Linked DNA regions of Homo sapiens: region 1 is linked to region 2. A link is an interaction called in ENCODE POLR2A ChIA-PET data of the cell type or tissue named here. Cell type or tissue: HepG2. All regions are shown on one strand.

The links. Peaks named below come from ENCODE experiments on the same cell type or tissue, not always from the same donor. Only the 100,000 strongest peaks of a DNase experiment are listed, where the experiment ranks them.
Region 1: POLR2A ChIA-PET joins it to region 2 with 6 read pairs; 4 of 35 experiments call an interaction of 5 or more read pairs at or near these places.

The regions. Positions count from the first base shown.
Region 1 is chr2:69,932,874-69,935,373 of GRCh38, reverse strand. It overlaps MXD1 (MAX dimerization protein 1), which reads right to left. Exons shown (of 6, transcript NM_002357.4): 4 at 1-23. It also overlaps a transcript of ASPRV1 not described here. Among named protein-coding and RNA genes, the nearest start is that of MXD1, 19 kb to the right of the region's middle. In HepG2, no CTCF peak of the experiment used is centred here; DNase peaks (open chromatin) are centred at 1,323 and 1,923.
Region 2 is chr2:70,107,906-70,110,405 of GRCh38, reverse strand. No RefSeq gene overlaps it. Among named protein-coding and RNA genes, the nearest start is that of LINC01816, 16 kb to the left of the region's middle. In HepG2, no CTCF peak of the experiment used is centred here; DNase peaks (open chromatin) are centred at 1,405 and 1,915; H3K4me3 peaks cover 1,081 bases.

The DNA.
Region 1 (2,500 bases), 180 kb after region 2:
GGCACAAGCGAAGATGAGCCCGTCTATGAAAACAAGACCACAGTAGCATTTGAGAGTTTCACAGTGGGCCAGAAGCACCCCAGGCAGAATGAGTTCTCAAAGAGTGTGAAGTTGCCCAGGCCTTGCGATGGCAAATGCTACCAATGACCTTTTGCTGAATAAACATATTTTGAACCAGACAACTCTGGTGAAAACCAATGAGAAGCAAAATCCAAGGTTTTCGAAGCTAAGTCTATTGATAATACAAGTGCTGGGGTAGGGAATAATATCTGCTATTATATAGTCATTCACATGTGTAAATACTATATACAGTAATGGTCCCTGACTCATGATGGTTCAACTTACAATTTTTTAAATTTATAATGAGTTTATTGAAGTATTAAATGCATATTAGACTTGGGATGTTTTTTATTTATGATGGGCTTCTTGAGACATAACCCCATCATAAGTCAAGGAGCATATATATCTGTGGAGTTATTTGTTGAAGCTTTATTTGTAATAGCAAAGATTGAAACAACCCAAATGACCACCCAGGAGGGAACTGGTTAAATAAATTATGCTACATCCACACCGTGTAGTACTATGTAGCTATCAAAAAGAATGAGAATGTGCTTTATGTCCTATTAGGAAAGATTTTCCAGATATATTGTTAAGTGGAGAAAAGCAAGATTCCAAACTGTGAGTATACCATGCTATCTTAAAGATGGAGGAAAACAAGAATCTATATTCATGTTTTCTTGTATGTAGACAAACTCTGGAATGACACATAAGAAACTGGCTGGGCAGGGAGAAGGCAAGGAACAGTCAGACAGAGATAAGGAAGGAAGTGATGGGGGTTTTTACTGAGTCATTTTTTATACTTTTTGTTCTTGGAGTATGTCAGACTGATGCAATGGCACGGAGTGGGAGAGGGAGAAGGGCTGGATGAAGCAGCAGCCACGGCAACTGACTGAAGAGAGAGCACGAGAGTTGCTCCAACTGAGAAATTTACATTTCCTTGAAATGGTTTGTGCTTTATTCTAGAACCTGGAAAATTCTATGAATGTAAGAAGCAGCTGAGATTTGGGGGTTTTGCTTAAGCTTACCACCTCCTTAAAGCCTTCCCAAGCCATCCTAGCTCACAGTGATTCCTCTATTTTCTAAGCACCACTTAACTGTTTATATTATTCACTGGGAAGTTCACTGTACTGCCTGACTTGTTTCATATTTCTTACTTAACCATTCATTGCAGTCTCCTTAGAAAGTCAGGATTGCAGCTTAATCATTGCTGTGCTGTCACCGTGCCTCAAACACACACATGCTTAATAAGTGTTTGCTGAATGGATTATGTCATCTATTCAACTAGACTTTAAGCTTCTAGAGGACAGAGTCCATCTCTACTGCATCTTTGCACCTTCAGCAGTGCTCAGAGTCTTCAGGTTTTAGATAACATTCATTGCCCACACACAACCTACTTGGAGCAGAGTTCCCTGGGGTCTAGGAGGCTCCCCTCCAGCTGAATTGGGAAACAATGCAATGCCTTATAGGTTTGCCCTTTTTCCTCTTAAGAATTGTACTGTAATAGCAAAAGTTGAAAATATAGACCAAAGAAAGGAAATGGCTTCAGAAAGCTATAGGACAGGTGAATATGCATGATATTAATGTAAGAAGTCAATTCACACTCTCCAGGGAGACTTCAGGATGTTCCCCTAAGGCAGGGCTAGTAAGCAAGGCATTAGACTTCCTTCCTTCTGAGCCTCCTGCCTCTTCTAGGTCATGAGGAAGTTGTCCTAAACTCTCCAAGGGTGCTCTAAGGCTTGGCAAGCTTGGGGAGTACAGCATTCATTTCTGAGCTAGGAAGAGGTAATAGCACAAGGGCTTTACTATTTTGTAAGTCTTTCACTTCTTCTGAAAAACCTGTCCATGTGGCAGAGTCAGAGCAAAGACTCATGTTACAGGTGTGCTCCTCCCACTACTGCATGTGGTGGGGACCAGGGAAGGGAAGAAAACTTGTATGTAAAATATACTTGTTCATCTTGGATAATATTCTTCAAAAAGAGCCATGAAAATAGATCATGTTATTAGAAACACTATGAGAAAGTATAATTTATACATTTATAAATTTGTCTATTTCTTGCCATAAAACTTATAGACTAATTTTCTTTTTTTGTTTTTTTTTTTTTTTTTTTTTTTTGAGACAGAGTTCTTGCTCTTGTCGCCCAGGCTGGAGTACAGTGCCGTGATCTCAGCTCATGGCAACCTCTGCCTCCCAGGCTCAACAGATTCTCCTTCTTCAGCCTCCTGAGTATCTGGGATTACAGGCGCCCGCCACCACGTCCGGCTAATTTTTGTATTTTTAGCAGAGATGGGGTTTCACCATGTTGGCCAGGCTGGTCTCGAACTCCTGACCTCAAGCAATCTGCCTGCCTCAGCCTCCCAAAGTGCTGGGATTACAGGTATGAGCTAATTTTCCAATTAGAAGAAAAAGTTCAAAAATTAAAATTATATTTAGATATTTTTC
Region 2 (2,500 bases):
AGTACAGGCGCCCGCAACCATTCCCAGCTAATTTTTGTAATTTTATTAGAGACAGGGTTTTGCCATGTTGGCCAGGCTGGTCTCAAACTCCTGACTGCAGGTGATCTGCCCACCTTGGCCTCCCAAAGTGCTGGGATTACAGGTGTGAACCACTGTGCCCGGCCTATACTGAGCTATTTTAAACTCTTTCCCACCCCTGTACTAAGTCTAAAATCCGGCGTATGTTTTACATCTTTATTCAGACTAGCCATATTCCAAGTATTCAACTGCCGCATGTGACAAGTGGCTGCCGTGTTGGACAGGACAGGTTAAATGTTTCCTTCATGTCCCAAAACCTGCATATTGTAAGTTTTTATTAAATATGCACCCCTGGGGTGCCCTGTCTCCTGCTGAGGAACCCTCCTGACAGCAGCACATGCTCTGCTTAGACCTTCTCTTCCAGTTTGAGCCCGTTTGGAAAAAGCCAATGTATTTTAACTTACTATATCCCATCCTTGTGCAAACATTGCCATGCCTTTGCAAGATCCATTGGCTTCAACATCGCTTTGACTTGCCTGCTTACACCAGATTTATGACCATAGGAAGAAAGTTACATTTTCTGGTTCTTTTTTGTTTTTTGTTTTTTTTGAGAGGGAGTCTGGCTCTGTCGCCAGTCTGGAGTACAGTGGCACGATCTCGGCTCACTGCAACCTCCGCCTCCTGGGTTCAAGTGATTCTCCTGCCTCAGCCTCCCGAGTAGCTGGGACTATAGGTGCGGGCCACCACACCCAGTTACTTTTTGTTTTTGTTTTTGTTTTTTTTTTGAGATGGAGTCTCACTCTGTTGCCAGGCTGGAGTGAGGTGGCGCAGTCTTGGCTCACTGCAACCTCCACCTCCTGGGTTCAAGCAATTCTCCTGCCTCAGCCTCCTGAGTAGCTGAGACTACAGGCACGTGCCACCACACCCGGCTAATTTTTTGTATTTTTAGTAGAGACGGGGTTTCACCGTATTAGCCAGGATGATTTCGATCTCCTGAGCTCGTGATCTGCCCGCCTCAGCCTCCCAAAGTGCTGGGATTACAAGCGTGAGCCACCACGCCCTGCCTATTTTTGTATTTTTAGTAGAAACAGGGTTTCACCATGTGGGCCAGGATGGTCTCCATCTCTTGACCTCGTGATCCGCCTGCCTCGGCCTCCAAAAGTGCTGGGATTACACGCGTGAACCACCGCACCCGGCCTTCTGTCTTAATTTTCACAAAAGTATTTGGCCCCAAAGGCAGCCGATGCAGGGGCAGAGTGTGAATGTCACAGGAGCCTCTGTACCTGTGACTCTTCCCACCCAGGCCCCGCCCCGCTGGGGGTGGCAGCCCTGTGGCCTTTGCAGCCAAGCAGCATGAGTCATCTTGGTCACTTGTTAAACCTTAGCTTCAGACTCAGAGCCGCTTTTGTTTTTCAGTTGAATCGGCAGCCCCGGACACACACATACCCCACCACACACCCACACACAAGCACGCGCGCGCACATGCGCAGCCAACCAGGCTTAGTTCTTAAGTGGGAGAACATATTGTTTGTCATAATTAATGTCACATTCCTGAACCTGGCCTTTCTCTGCCACCCTAGGGGCTGATGGTCTCTGTCTGGGAAGCCCTGTATGCTATCAGTTAGGGCGGGAGGTTGGGGAAGAATTCAGATCCGACCAAAGGAACAAGGCAGGAATTCATCCTCCTGTGACTGAAGGGACGTCCACAACCCAAACAGGGCCCCACTATTCCAGCCAGGGCGGCAGAGCCTCTCCTTGTCCTCCCACCCAGGGTTGGAGATTTAAGTCTCCATACGTCTCAATTCACTTCTTAACCCCAGTGGTTCTCAACCATGGCTGCATGTTAGACTCACTCAGGGAGCTTAAAAAATTTCTGATGCTCAGGTCAAAAACCAGACCAATTAACTCAGAACCTTTGAGGCCTTTACTCTTTGACCAGGTAGATTTATGATTTACAGGCTCAGATGGAGCCATACGCTCCGTCCAGCAGTCCTTCAGTACTCTGGGGTCCACAGCCCCAACAGTTTCCAGGCCCAAGAACAGTGATTGGACACCCCCACTGCTCTCTGGGCCCCCTCTGTCCTTCCTCAGTCAGTGTGGTTGAGAAAGTGCAGGGAAAGGAACACTCCTTTTCTCCCACTTCAGAGAAAGCTAGCAGCGTCCCCACCACTGCTGGCCACACACCCTGTGACCTCTGTGCTTTGCTCCGTATGCTTTTTCCTCTGTCTCATTCTCAAATGTTTAGTCTGTTTGTTGGTCTTTTCTTCTTCAGCTTATGAACATCCTTGTGTCACTACCACCTAAAAAACCCAAATCCTTATCTCCATTCTGTCTCCCCTTCAACTTAGTACCTACCTCTTAGCTTAGTGGCTTCTTCTTCTTCTTTTTTTTTTTTTTTGAGACAAGGTCTCGCTCTGTCGCCCAGGCTGGAGGGCAGTGGCGCAATCACGGTTCACTGCAGCCTCGAACTCCCAGGCTAAAG